Regions from separate parts of the Homo sapiens genome. Here regions 1 and 3 are each linked to region 2. Evidence: chromatin contacts called from ENCODE Hi-C or POLR2A ChIA-PET data. All regions are on one chromosome and are shown on one strand. The core of a region is the stretch at or near the end of the contact, and the rest is flanking DNA. Distances in the headings are between cores, read along the strand shown. Region 1 overlaps ADAMTS9 (ADAM metallopeptidase with thrombospondin type 1 motif 9). Region 2 overlaps ADAMTS9 (ADAM metallopeptidase with thrombospondin type 1 motif 9). Region 3 holds the start of ADAMTS9-AS1 (ADAMTS9 antisense RNA 1).

Region 1 (4,467 bases), core at 116-2,615, 55 kb after region 2:
AGGTCCAATACATATTTAACATAATAATAATTATTAGTGGTATTGTTTTACTTGTAGCATGCAAAACATCTGATCTTTATAAATTAGTATATTGACATTCTCAAACAAAACAATTTTGTTTTAGAAAGAATCTTTGATGGGGTGCAGTGGATCCTCCTGTAATCCCAGAAATTTAGGAGGTGAAGGCAGGAGGAATGCCTGAGGCTAGGAGTTCAAGACCAGCATATGCAACATAGGGATACCCTGTCTCAACAAAAATCAACCAAACAAATAATAGTGTGAGCTGTTGTTTTTTTGTTTTATTATTATTTTTTTAAGTGATGTGCCCAGTGTCAAGTAGTGCTACATGCACAGTGCTGACAGTAAATAAATACAAAGAGTGGTGGCAGAAGAGATTGTGGCTAAGACTCACTTTGGGCTGGCCTGAACCTTTATAAACTATGTTTCCATGAGAGTGGTTTATGGAACATTAGTCCCATAAGATAGTTCCAAAAACAAATCAATTAACTTTGCAAAACACTTAACACAGCATGCACATCTGGAACTTTCTCCATGCACATTAGCATTTTAAGAGCCCTGAGAAGTCTTGCAGGAAAGAAACCAGTTTACATGTGCTGAGTCGCATGATTGCCAAACTTACGGGATCTTTGCCAAGTTAAGAGGCAAGTGATGGGGACAGCACCATCACTAGAACTATAACAAGACGCAGGTGGGATGTGTGGATGGGCTTCCCTCTCAGGGAGAGAAGGGCGTGCGAGTGGAAGGCAACAACTGAGAAGCTTCTTGGCTTTTAAGGGGCGGTGGTGGGCAGTGGAAGGTGTCTGAGGGTCCCCTCAATACCTTCTAAGGGGGTGGGTGCCTCCAGCTACCTGGGGAGTTAAATTTGCTGACTTGGGCATGAGAGCTGGGTGCACTACCCCCAAAAGCCCTTCTGTGTCCTTTTCATTCTCCATTCTGTAGCTCCTTCAACTAAGTGTGATAACAACAATGACTATAGGCTATAATCATACTGGCCAACGTTTGTTGAGTTGCTTTTCTCTGTGTCAGGCACTCTCCTAAGCACTTCATATGGATTAACTTGATTATTCCTCAAAGCAACCCGATATGGTAGGAACTATTACCTTCATTTCAGAAATGAGGAAACTGAGGGACACTTGAAATAACTTGAGAAAATATTTAAAGTATCTATTTGAAGTAGTATAAGACGCTGAACATCCCAGGGCCTGTGTTTTACTAAGAGACTATTTAGTTTTGCTATTAATATCCTGCAAAGTACCCTTTAGGAAATGTTGGTTTCGATTCACTCCATCTCTTAGCAGTAGCGGGAGAGTGACCTTTCCGCCTGTCAGGGTGCCAACTGCCCACAGACACCCTGTCCTGGCTGCAGTGCACTTGCCATGGCTGCCTCTCAGGCTGCTTTGTGCCACGGCTTGGCATCTCCCAAGCTTGCACTCTCCAGTAGAAATAAAATGCAAGCCACACGTGAAAGTTAAGAATTTCTAGTAGCCACGTTTTTTTAACGTCAAAAGGAACAGATGAAATTAATTTTAATAATAGAGTCTATTGAACCCCATTATGCAAAATATTATTTCAACATGTGACACTAGCCACATCTCAAGGGCCTCCTGGTGACCGTATAGGATGGTGCATTCTAGGCAGGAAGTGTTTGCAGAGTGTATACCAGAGACAGCGTATTACGGGAGATAAGAGTGTGAGCTCGGGAATCAGAGAGACCCGTGTGTAAATCCCAGCTGCTCTGCATTCAATCTGTGTGACCTCTGGTGAGTCACTTCAGCCCTCTGTGCCTCAGTTTCCTCATCTGTGAAAAGGGAATAATGATAGTTCATGCCTAATAGGGCAGTAGGGAAGGTGAAATGACTTAGTCTACATAAAGTGTCGGAACAGGGCCTGGTGGGTAGGAAGTCCTCTGGAGGCACGGGCTGTGCTGACTCTCATTACTTAGAATGAGCAGCAGGTTAAGGCTGCTGGAACGAAGTGGCTCCCAGGCCTGCCGCTGGGATCTGCCTGCTATCTGACATTTCACTGCAGCTCGTGGGTGGCCCTGAAGCTGAATGTGGTGCCTGTGGTGGGTCTAGGTATCATTCTCATATCAGAGATTAAAGCGCAGTTGGGCTGGAGCTCTTTAAAAAGGCATCTAAGCAACTCGTAGGGAGTGTATCTCCCACATTCTTTTGATACACAGGTCTCCTAGTTTACAGGCACTGAGGACTGGTTTATAAGGCCTGCAGCTGAAACCCTTTTGCATCACAATGTCCATGTTCCATGACCACGGAAGTGAGTGACCACAGGGGCATGCTGTGCTCCAATGACCAGTGAACCTCACTGGTCTTCCTCCCCAGCCACAGGCCACCTTCCCCAATACCCTGGCCCAGCTCAGAAAAGGCTTGATTGGTTTATTTATTTTAAAATCATATTTGGTTGCTGTACACTCAACTCTCGATATGACAACTTAATCCCTTAAATGAATTGAAAGCTTTCTATCTTTCTCTATAAGCTTGAGACAACTTCTTGAACAGTCTCACCAGTTCATTCTTAATTATTCCCACACTTAAATACAATGGCACTTCCCAAAGCTCATTTGAGTCATACTTTTGAACATCCCCTTTCCAGGCACCATCTGCAGCTTTTCCTTTTGTTACAGCCTGGAAAGAACACAGGACTGGGAAGTAAGAGGCCTGTGTTCAATTTTGCCATTCATTCTAGCTCCAAGATTAGGAGTCCCTTCGAAGTTCTGGGCCTTGATCCTCTTATCCATAAAGAGAAGGCCTGGAATAGAAGTTCTCTCTAAAGTTTCCTCCAGTATTAAAAATTTATGAATTCTTATATTTTATAAGATAAAAGTGAATAATGATTAAAAATGAAGTCCTAAGTTTCCAAAGGGGCAAAACCCAACAGAGATTCCCCCTGAGCCACTGTCACTGTCAGAAAGTGTATGGATGAAACAGTCAGCAGGGTGGCAGGGTAGAATAAGACAGAATAACTCCAAAAGAGAGAGAACAACACAAAAGGAGTGGACTTTTGCTGATGTTAAATTATATTAAGGGGAGTACAGTCTACACATCTCCATTACTCACTGGGAAAATTTTATTTCGGACCTGCTAAAACAGATAATAGTTTCTGAAAAACCACTTCTATTTTCTCTAATCTGACTTGTTACAATGAAATAACATGAAATGTAAGAATTAGGAAACTGGCTTGAAAGAAAAAAAAGTATACAATCAAAGATACCGCTGGAAAAGCATTTAAATTGTCCACAAAGCACAGAATGGAAGCTTTCAGGATTTATGGAGTTATATATTCTATCCCTCTTCAGCAGCAGGGCATGTGGTCATAAGGACTGAATCTCATACTATTAATACCAAACTCTTCTACCTCTGTCTCTGTCTCAGTCTCATTGTCCCTCTGGCTCTCTCTTTCTCTCCTGTCTGCATGCACATACACACATGCAACATACATGCAAAACAACACAGTTGCATTCTTACCTATGCAGAGGCTCCCCTGGACCTGTTTTCACCCCTGAGCTAAGACAACACATTCCCATCAAAAAGTACACTGGTTGGACATGGAGAGTTGTGTTTCTGGATACAGATGAGCAATAAAAATAACAACTGCCTTTTCTCTTGGCCTAGACCATGGCTTTGAATAATAAATCCTAAATACACCTCTCCTATTCCATTTTTTGGGCAAGCTCTATACTGCATGCTCCACTATACTTTCTTGCTATGTAGTTCTGGGACTGCATGAAATCTACGGTGCATGAAGTATTGGCGATAAAATAAAGAAGCTATGTATGAAATAAGCATTTGCAAATTAAGAGACTTTTTGAAAGACAAGCCACAATCTGGGAGACAATATTTAAAAACTATATCTGACAAAGGACTTATATACAGAATAAAGAACTTTCAGACTTCAGTAATAAGAAAGCAAATATTCTAAGTTTTAAAAAATGGCTGAAAGACTTGAACAGACGCTTCACCAAAAAAGATACATGGATAGCAAATATGCACATGAAGAAATACTCAATATCATTAGACTTTAGGTAAATGCAAATGAAAACTACAATGAAATTCCACTAAACACCTATTAGAATAGCTAAACTTCAAAAAACAAAAGCAGAACAACAAAATGTTGACAATACCAAGTGCTGGAAAGGATGCAGAGGAACTGGAACTTTCATACCCTGCAGGTGGAGCTACAAAATGGCATAACCACTTTGAAAAATATATTGGCAGTTTCTAATAGAGTGAAACATACATTAACCACACAAGCCAGTAATCTTATGCCTAGGTATTTATCCAAATGAAGTGGAAACTTATGTTCACACAAAAATCTGTATGCAAATGTTTATAGTGGCTTTATTTGTAATGGTCAAAAACTGTCGCTCAAGTGGGTAATGGTTAAAGAAATGGTGATATATCCATTCAGTGGAATACAGCTCACCAATAA
Region 2 (4,701 bases), core at 503-3,002:
GCCAGGGACTGAGGGAAGAGTGGGGTGGGGAACAAATGCTTAGTTCAGTGGTCCCCAGACTTTTGGGCACCCAGGACCAGTTTCATGGAAGACATCTTCCACAGATGGGGTGGGTGGGGGTGGTTTTGGGATGAAACTGTTCCACCTCAGATCATTAGACATTAGATTCTCATAAGGAGTTCACAACCTAGATCTCACAGTTCACAATACGGTTTGCACTCCTGAGAATCCAATGCTGCTGCTGATCTGACAGGAGGTGGAGCTCAGGCGGTAATGCTTATCCACCACTCAACTGTTGCTGTGCAGCCTGGTTCTTTACAGGCCATGGCCCATGGCCCATGACCCAAGAGTTGGGGACCCCTGGCTTAATGTATACAAGGTTTCCTTTTGGGGTGATGAAGTTTCGTAACTAGGTAAAGGTGGTAGTTGCAAAACATTAAGAATATGCTAAATGCCACTGATTTGTTCGCTTTAAAATGGTTCATTTTGTATTATGTGAGTTTCATTTCCATTAAAACAAACAATTGGCAGAGTACAGTCACAATATTAATTTAAAAAATATTAGAAGCAAATCATAAACATGTTAGCAACAACTAATTTCTTCAGTGTAGAGGTAGGACTGGGTTTGGTTTTCTTCTTTTTGCTGAATTACATTTTGCAAAATTTCTCTTATGAATATTTACGACCCTTAAATAACACCTCCAAAAAACTGTTCCCCTGAACTGCATGTTCAGTTCAAGGAAAAAAAAAGATCTCTAATTATAAGATGTGCTAGGAATGGCCTGGTGTAGAGACAGATGACAAACAGGCCTGTCAATTCTAACAGATGTTATATTCAGATCTTGACAGTGACCCTAAGCTGTGTTCTCCTCCTCTTATTATTCCCTAAAAGTTATGCAGATACAGACAAAAAGAAGATGAGATTAGAAGTATAAGTGAACTCTCCCTATTAATTCAGACATGATTGGCAATTTGGACTGTGGATGCTATGAAATGGGGAAGATTCAGAAAAGTGCCCATATCAGTGATAGAAATTGTAAGGGTGCCATAATAAAACTGCTTCCACTTGTTGCATGCATATTTGGAAATGAAGATAGAGGCTAAAAGACTGAGTGGCTGTGGCTGGTCAGGGTGAAGGGAGGGTCATTCTTCAAGAGATTACGCAAGTGACAGCAGACAGCTGTTCTACTTCTAATGGGAACTCAGAGTGCTACTTAAATAGTACCCTGAACGCTTCTGCTTCTATATTAGGAAGGACTTAATTCCGAGAGTAGTGGCTTCTCAGATGCAAGCCCAAGGGAGACTTTCACTCTCTCCTTTAAGAATAGCTCAAGTTAAGACTGTGGAACCTACAGACTAGAGGACTTGGAAAAGATTATTTCCAAGCATGAGGGTTTTGCAACCTTTGATCTAATTAATTATGTTTGAAGAGTCTGGCTTATTTATGAGAGGTGAGCTTTGTAATTGTGACATTGGGAGCCAAAATATCTTTTCCAAATCTCATTCCAGACCTTCCTGCCAGAGACTCTGGTGCTGGATCACCTTCTGTAACAGACCCACAGAGGCACGCTAGAAGATAACATCAGCCAGACATGAAATCTGTTGTGAATTTGTTCAAACACTCGTCTGCTCAAGCTAAAGGGCAAAGATAGGCACGTGGGTCTGTAAAAGGGTAATCAGCTCCAGGAGGGCAGGCAGCAATCCTTGGAAGGGGGGCAAAATGGTTGCAGAGTTACATGTGCTTGATCCAGTGCCATGGAGGTGTCCTGCATGCCACCCGGCACAGCGGTTAAATCTCCACCACTGGAATGCTCCTTTGCAAGTCCTCTCCAGATAAGAAGGAAAGAATGTAGCAGTTAAGAATCTTATCGTTCAAAATACCTGTCCCCAGGGACCCGCCTGCCAGGATGCACATTCCGGCTGCTGACAAGTCTGCATAGATGTTGGCTTGGTCTCAGGGTCACACATTCTATCATTTAATCGATCTTCACCAAACTGACACCAGACCTGGCGGTGCTTATGCCCTTTTCCACAGGTGACCAAGCACTGTAATGAAAAGCGGAGCTAGTCAGGGTCATTTCTGATCAATGTGTTGTGGTTTCTGGGGTTATTTATTGATGAGTAGGAACAGGTGTGTCCTTTTCCCACAGCAATCACTCTCCCATAGCAATTTGTAAATATACTAAGCCTCATTTTTTTCCTTTTGTTCGTTCATTTATTCATTCATTCTATATTTATAGTCTCTGGGCCAGTTTTGAGCACAAAATAAACTAAACACAGCTCCATGCTATAAAATTTGAAAAACAACATTCATAATTTTATAGCATAGGAGTTAAGCATGGGGAATTATAAATCACATCAACCTAAGTTTTAACACTTATATAACCAGTCACAAGATCTCTCTGAACCTCAATTTTCTCATCTGTAAAATGAGAATTAGTGTCTACTGCAAAGGGTTGTGAAAACTAAATGAAACAAATACAAGTAAAGCTCTTGGCACAATGTTCATTTAATAAATGCCAAATGTAATCATCATTTTATCCATACTTACTGTAGAAAATTTGAAAACTGTAGAAAAACATAAATGAAAAAATTATAATGACCCAAAATCTCGCTACCCAAGGATAACCATTATCAATATTTTATTATTTTCTTTCCAGTCTTTTTAAGCAACTTTGGATTATAGTGAATTTACAGTTTGATCTCCCAACCCCCATTTTATCGCATATTATTGCAAAGGTTTGTTACTTAGTTTGAAATTATACTTTAGTATTAGCTATCTAAGTAAAATTTAAACCTACTACTTATCTTTTTTTAACCAAATACTAGAGATTTTTAAGCAAAGGCAATTTGTTAACCTAGAACTAAAGCACTAGGTTTGCAGTTCATTTGTCCAGGAATCAGACACTGTTAATCAAATACACTGTTAATTGACTGCCATTTCAGGGGCATTAAGAGTATCCTTTTCAGATTTATTTGATGGTGAAAATAAGCAGTTAATACTGCACTTATAAGGATGGGATAAGAGCATGGATGTAGGAGCTGTAGCAGGGAGACTTTTTCTTTCCCCATATTCCTGATTTGGCCCATTAAAAAGGAAACTTCTGTTTCGTATTTCTTATTTCCCTTCTTCCCCTTAAGGAACGTGGAGTGAGTCCCTGCTTGGTAAGAATCTCCTTGGGCTGTGTTAACACTGGGCTGTGTTAATAGTGAGTGCTAATACTATATCATAAAAGCAAGAAAGAGGCTGCATCTTCTTTCTCTTGTTGTCCTGGGACCATCTGTGCTAAGCAATGGAGGGTTTGCCTTGTGCTTCATAAAGTAAAGGATGAGAAAGGCATAAATCTGGAATACTCAGTCTGGTCCATTTCTTTTCTTTTTTTTTTTTTCCGAGTTTTATTTTTTTTTCTTGCAGTTGGATGGGTAAGTCAGAGAGGTCACTCCCTGGGGTCTAATTCTCTTATTTCAAAGACAAGGAAGTAGGAAACTTCATGTTGACTTCAGATGTGAGCTAGTATAGCTTTATGATTAATAAATCCATGATTTCCTTTCAGTGACTTAGCTAGGGCTCAAAGAGGAGGGAAGGTGATGGACTGCAACTTCAAAATCACAACAGAAGCTACAACAGTGAGTGATCTAGCCAAGCCCAAAGTGCCCTGAGGTCACTGGTAGACTAGTTACATCCAGTACGACAGTCATGGTGCAGGCAGAGAACTGGAGTTGTTTTCTCAAGGGAGACAAGGGAGAAAGGGAGAGGTGGGAGAAAGGTGCACAAGGGTTTGTCTTAAACAGATAGAGAGCACCAGAACTAGAATGTAAGAGATGACCTAGGGGAAATAACAGCCCTCCCATCTTACCTCTGACCAGTCTCCAGATTTCCACTGTGGACAAGGGAACTCACTGCACCTCTGAATGGTAACTTTCTCTTGATGTGTGCATTTGCTGTCATCCAGTACATCATTTCGGGTATTGACACAAATAGCCCTTCTCCTCTGGGTCCCACCGTCACAGCTTTTTGAACACTGTAGGGACAAAATAAATAAATAAAACTGTTGCTAAGTTTCTTATAAAGTATGCTGAAGATCCTGGCTATGTTGTCTCTTCCAGCTCTTAAGAAACAACACACAAGCTGGCCAACTCTAGTTATTTTGGTGGAGATCTTTTCATGTTATCAGTTTGCTTACCAGGTTTATAATTAAACTCAAAATTAGCTCATTGGCATATAAAAATAAAACCGGAAATGGCTTGTAGAGTATGCAAAAGAAATCAGTTGAGTTGTTCCACTTCTTCCAAATTTCCACACGTCATGCCCATGTCAGACATTACAAATCAACCATGCTACTCTATTCTGGAAAGCTTGAATGGGGTCAGGCATTACAAATCAATCACGGTCATCTCTTCCGCACAGCCTAAATGGGGCTTACACACCTGCAAGGAGCCACCATCAACTAATCAGACAGCATCCAAGAAGACTCTTTGAGTGAGAGCCAACTTACTTCAGTCCAGGCAGAATAGCGCCAGCCACCCGTGTTACATTCCCCTGAGCATTTTTCACGGTTGCTTGGTTTGGGATGGCTGCTGCAAAAACCATCATCAACCTTCTCAGTCTTCCCATCCAGCCTGCTATATTTGGCACAGTAGATGTCCAATGTGCGGTAACCCAAGCCACACTGGGCACTACATTCACTCCTGCTGGCAACA
Region 3 (4,843 bases), core at 1,094-3,593, 52 kb before region 2:
ATCGGAGGTGAGGGCTGTGATTTAGGGGAGCCTGAAGGGTTCTGTCTTATCAAGTGACCACCCAGTTTACTGTTGAACAAGGGCGCTTTTGATCATAAAAGTAGGAAGAATTAATAATTACATGAGGACTACCCCAGGCAAACAGGAGGCGTGGCCACCCTTTTCCTGATTTGATCAATTAAGGTAATTGCCCAGTTACTGTCGTCCTTCACGCTCAGTCTTGCTGCTTTGGGGACATTCTGAGCAGGCTGTCAGCAGGCCTTGCATGTATGGGAAACATGAAGACTTTTGGTGGGGCTTCTCCCCACCTCCAGCTGCCCTGGGCCTCACTCTGCCAATGAGAGGCCTCCTGTAGAATACCATAGGAATATCATAGGAGATACTCCTATGATATTCCGTCCACTTTCACCACCCCAGTATTCCTTCCTTAGACCCTCCACTTTGGGTGAAGGCAGATGAGAAAGCGTGTTCCCAGGAGGGTGACTATTAGACTCTGCTTTTCCTGTTACTCACAGAGTCTTTTCTCTTTGTGAGAATGGCAACCCTCTAGTAAGCTTCTTAAATAGAGGCCCAGGCCAGGTTATCTCCTGAAGCCGTCTATTCTTCCACAGAGTTTAACAGGAATATTTGAGTAAGGTTTAAAAAAGATCCATCTGCACGACACATGCAAAGAAGTAAATTTTAGGCATATTGTGCATGATCAGAGAAGAGGAATTTCCTCAGTGCATATGTGGCAAGGTTTTTCCATTCTTCGGGATGCAAAAGGAATTGTAAACAGAGTGTGCATTTTCGTGATTGGCTCTAGCATTTTCAAAAGCTGGCTAAAGCACAAGCAGTCAGCTTAGATTCATTTCTGAACACTCTCTTACTTTCCGCTCCTCGGAGCAGGGTTGAGTTTAGCGTGACACAAAGAGGGAGATGGAGAGAGCAGGCCATGGTAGGTCTGAAAAAAAGAGAATCAAGAGGTCACACTGAGGGGGAGAGCGAGAGAGATGAGGGAGTCTCCTCTTCCTTCTATATCTGACGTTGCCAATCCCCAAACCATAATAGATAACACTATTACCTCCAGTTTTCTCAGAACAACTCTGAAAAGTTATTTTATCCCCATTCTACAAATGGATAATCCAAGGCTCAGAGAAATCAAGAATCCTTGTTCTAATTCCCTTGGCTAATGTGTGGCAGTGCTAGGATATGAACCAAGTCTGTAGAATTTTATAGTCTCTAGGGTTCCAAATAACTGGTGTGGCTCAAGAGCTGTTAATCTGAAATGTAACTGCTTTAGGCATTCCTCCCTGCCACTGTCTGGTGGGAATAAAAAAGTAAAGAAGGAAAACAGGAAAAAGACTGAGTAGATGGAGAGGGTGAGTTTCCTAAAGAAAAGAAATTACTGCAACCAATGGAAGTAATCCATGAGGAGGCGAGGGAAGAGGAAGACAGGGCTGGGCGGCTGAATCCCAATGGGGTAAAGAATGCAGTTCTAGTATTTCTTAATGGTTTAAGAGAACAAGCTTAGCATGAAGTCTTGCTTCTTCCACTTGCTAGGTGCTAGGTATGTGACACTTGGACAAATGACACAGATTCTGTGAACCTCAGTTTTTTCACCTGCAAAATGGGATGATGATAATAATAATAATGCTCACCTTGTCTGGTGGTTAAAAAGATTAAGGGAAGCAATGAACAAAAAGTACCCAGCACAGTGCCAGGGGTACAGTCTAACTGTTCTCCAAACCATACCCTTTCTTTATGTTCTGAAAAACTCTTCATGGTGGGGAATTTCCTGCCTTATTTTTCATTATCTCTGCACCTCAAGCAGCATGCATTTTGTTTTTTATGCCAACATCAGTGGATATTGTTTTGCTTTCTAATTCTTTCCCCCCCTTTTCTACAGTTTAATCTTCTGTTCTGGAAACAGAGGTTACCTCCTATAAAACCTCCCTGGCCAAACTTTTCCCCATGGACACAATGTTTTCCTTAACCAAACATTAACTTGAAGCCAGGGAAAAAGCAAGGCCTGTCCACTTCTGCACGGACCATCAACGGAGCAGTTTCTTCAGATACCATCCTTTTTTTTTTTTTTTAAATGTTAGAAATCTTTCACTAATTAATCAAGGTTTCACATGAATGCCTATCTTCTACCTGACAGCCAAAGTCATAGAAAGAGGAAAAATACAGAGTAGGTTCTACCTAAAGTCTGCCCTGCGGCTATTTAAACAGATACAGAATGACCAAATCTGGAGACACGTATTTAAAATATTCCTTCTATCTCCCCCTCCTTCTGTGAAAGATATCTGAATGCATTCGGCCCACAGCCTGTTAAAGTTTTTTTTTTTTTTTTTGAGGCGGCCAGACTTGGAACACTCAGGAATACAGACAGACGTAGGAATTGCTTAAAAACAAGAAGTTCTCCCACCCTTGTTGGAGCGAATGCGCGAGTCTGACAGTGAACCTTTTGGGAAAGAGCCAGCATTGTAACCGTGCTCGGTGACTTCTCTGGCTTTATAGGGAACAGATGTGAGGATAGCAAGGGGCGCACACGTGAAATGCCTGGCAGGTACCCCTTTGTGGCTCTACTTACTTCTTGCCATTCCTCTGCCCTCCAAGTGTAGAGGGGACACCGTGGGCCTTGGCAGTCGCGTTCCGACTCCGGTCTGGTGTATGGGTTGCACTCGGTCTCTCTGGCTATTTTGTGTGTTCCGATCTGACAGCCCACATGCCTCTGCTGTACGCCTCGGCCACAGGACACAGAGCACTAAGAAGACAGAGAACGTAAGTGGGAGCTTCGGCTCATTTATTTTTTGGGGGGGCGGGGGGTGTCGAGGGTCACAGAGGAGGGGAATGCACTCCTAATCCAATGACTTTCATAGCTATCACATCGCTTTCTAATTTGCAATGAAAGGGATCCTAGATCATGTCTTAAACCTGGAAACTCACTGCTTATCTTATCCACGCTGGAGAGTGAGGAAGGTGCTCAAGTTTGGAGGAATCCCTCAAGTTAATGTAATTCTTAGAGGATTGAAGAGGTTAATAAAAATCATTATGAATCATTTAGCACAACCTGGAAATAGTGCTGCCATGAGAAATGAAAACTTGAAATGATTTCTATCCTGGAGGATTTGAGACTCATGAAAACTGGAGAGACAGTGTTGTACAAGAAGAATTTCTTGGCAGATTAAAAATATAACCCAAGGAGAAGTAAACCACTGAAGATTTTAGGACTTTATAAGTAGAATTATTTTCTCCAGTCTCTTCCTTTTCTTGCTCCTATTCATGGAGATAAGGCGATATTTTTTTAACCACAGAATTCACTAAAGAATTTGTGTCTATTTACAACCTCAGATGAATATATGAAGAATAAAAGCTGACAGGAAAAACCATTTCCTCGGGCTTAATGTTTTCAGCCCTTGAAAAATATTGTTAATCATGTTGAAACATTTTGCTGACCAACTTGCAAAACACCATATTAAATCTGCAATTAACTTTCCTCTAAATTAATTTTTTAATGGTTTCCTCATTGCTGGGTTTCATAATCTCACTTATGGCCAGGCCAAGAATTATTGTCTTGATTAAGGTTTTGACAGCCAGAAACTAAAGGCAACATTTGGAAAGAATGGTATATTATTACACTTAGCTATTAAAAATTATTTCCAAATTTTTGTGATAGCTCAGCCTCCATTTTTTGGTCTGGTGTTGAGAAAATAAGCTTAACATACATTAAAGCCATATTCCTAAGAGGAAGTCTTCTTAAATAATAGAATCATGACCTTTCAAACTTGAAAAAATTATTTTCCAATTAACCTGTAGCAACATTCAACTTTCTTTGAGACTATTAATGGAAATTTACTATCAAGAATCACACCCAAATGTATTCTGCTGAATGGTAATTTTCTCTCCATTTCAGATTTTAAGAAAACAGGTAACGATATTTAGAAGGTAACTTGAGAAATCATACTGTTTCAGATAAATCTATGCCAGAGAGGAGAACCATATGTTCACATCAAAGCTAGCTGAACAGAAGAAAATATTTTGGATCAACATAGCTACTATTGTTTGGGCTCAATTGTATTAATTGGATTGAATGAGTTTGTGACCCACAAGAAACCAGACTTTTAAAGTCATTATGTCCTGGGTGTAATGGGAGGATTCCTGAACACAAGTGATGACCCTATCTATAGAGAATGGCCATTTAATGCTCATTAGAGCTACATGAATAATATTTCCCATTGATTACACTGGAAAAGAATGTACTGTAACATGATAGAGTTACCCCATAAATGATGGACATGTTCAAATATTATCATCATCAATAAACAACAACCAAAAAGTCTTTTGACTATTTCAATTTGGGGTCTTAAATATAAAAGAGCACGTTTCTGGAACAATATATCCAAATACAAATACAGAAAGAATATTGTAAACAAATTTGAGTTTGGTATAGGACTCAACTATATGCAGAATCTCATAATGTTTTAATAACCTAAAGAAAAATGAAAACATATTTAAAGACTTTTAGAATGTATAAGACTATTCAGGCTACTAAATAAATGAAACCTCTTTTTGAAGCTATTGTAATTGAAAAAATTACTTATGGTTCAACGAAGGCACGGTACTAAGAGCCATAAGTATCCAACATTTAAAAAATCACTTCCTACAATGTTTGATAATTTTTCAAAAGACAAATTAAGACACAGGAAAGTTCAATTATACGATATGTCATTCTGGCTTCTGATTTTCATGATGCAAAGCCAGCTTTGAAATACCACATTCAAAAGTTTCTACATGACTTAAGTGCTCACAGCAAGGTACAAGCCTGCCTTTCTGAATAATGCATTCACAGTAATCTTTG

Evidence for each region. Hi-C counts contacts between places; a loop is a spot of excess contacts on that map. ChIA-PET counts read pairs that join two places held with the same protein, here RNA polymerase II (POLR2A). Pooled maps may share reads with other maps.
Region 1: a loop to region 2 is called in a map of prostate gland, with 2.8 times the contacts of the local background. The contact joins two enhancer-like sites. A Hi-C loop is called at or near these places in 4 of 168 maps with a recorded cell type or tissue (Caco-2, Calu3, endothelial cell of umbilical vein and 1 more) and 2 of 50 pooled maps. POLR2A ChIA-PET finds 5 or more read pairs at or near these places in 2 of 52 experiments (Caco-2 and SK-N-SH).
Region 3: a map of sigmoid colon shows a loop between it and region 2 (2.0-fold over the local background). The contact joins the promoter of ADAMTS9-AS1 here to the enhancer-like site in region 2. A Hi-C loop is called at or near these places in 3 of 168 maps with a recorded cell type or tissue (Caco-2, esophagus muscularis mucosa and sigmoid colon). POLR2A ChIA-PET finds 5 or more read pairs at or near these places in 1 of 52 experiments (PC-3).

Annotation. Positions count from the first base shown.
Region 1 is chr3:64,666,731-64,671,197 of GRCh38, forward strand. The region is part of intron 3 of ADAMTS9 (ADAM metallopeptidase with thrombospondin type 1 motif 9); the gene reads right to left. Among named protein-coding and RNA genes, the nearest start is that of ADAMTS9-AS2, 16 kb to the right of the region's middle. Within about 2 kb of position 1,366, at least 9 of the 41 ENCODE cell types and tissues checked have a DNase peak (open chromatin) inside an H3K27ac peak, as active enhancers do.
Region 2 is chr3:64,611,464-64,616,164 of GRCh38, forward strand. It overlaps ADAMTS9 (ADAM metallopeptidase with thrombospondin type 1 motif 9), which reads right to left. Exons shown (of 40, transcript NM_182920.2): 20 at 4,497-4,701; 21 at 3,858-4,022; 22 at 1,882-2,046. Among named protein-coding and RNA genes, the nearest start is that of ADAMTS9-AS1, 52 kb to the left of the region's middle. Within about 2 kb of position 1,753, at least 12 of the 41 ENCODE cell types and tissues checked have a DNase peak (open chromatin) inside an H3K27ac peak, as active enhancers do; they include sigmoid colon, where a contact is called at or near this core.
Region 3 is chr3:64,559,003-64,563,845 of GRCh38, forward strand. It overlaps ADAMTS9-AS1 (ADAMTS9 antisense RNA 1), which reads left to right and starts at 2,344. Exons shown (of 2, transcript NR_110151.1): 1 at 2,344-2,766. It overlaps ADAMTS9 (ADAM metallopeptidase with thrombospondin type 1 motif 9), which reads right to left. Exons shown (of 40, transcript NM_182920.2): 30 at 2,576-2,749.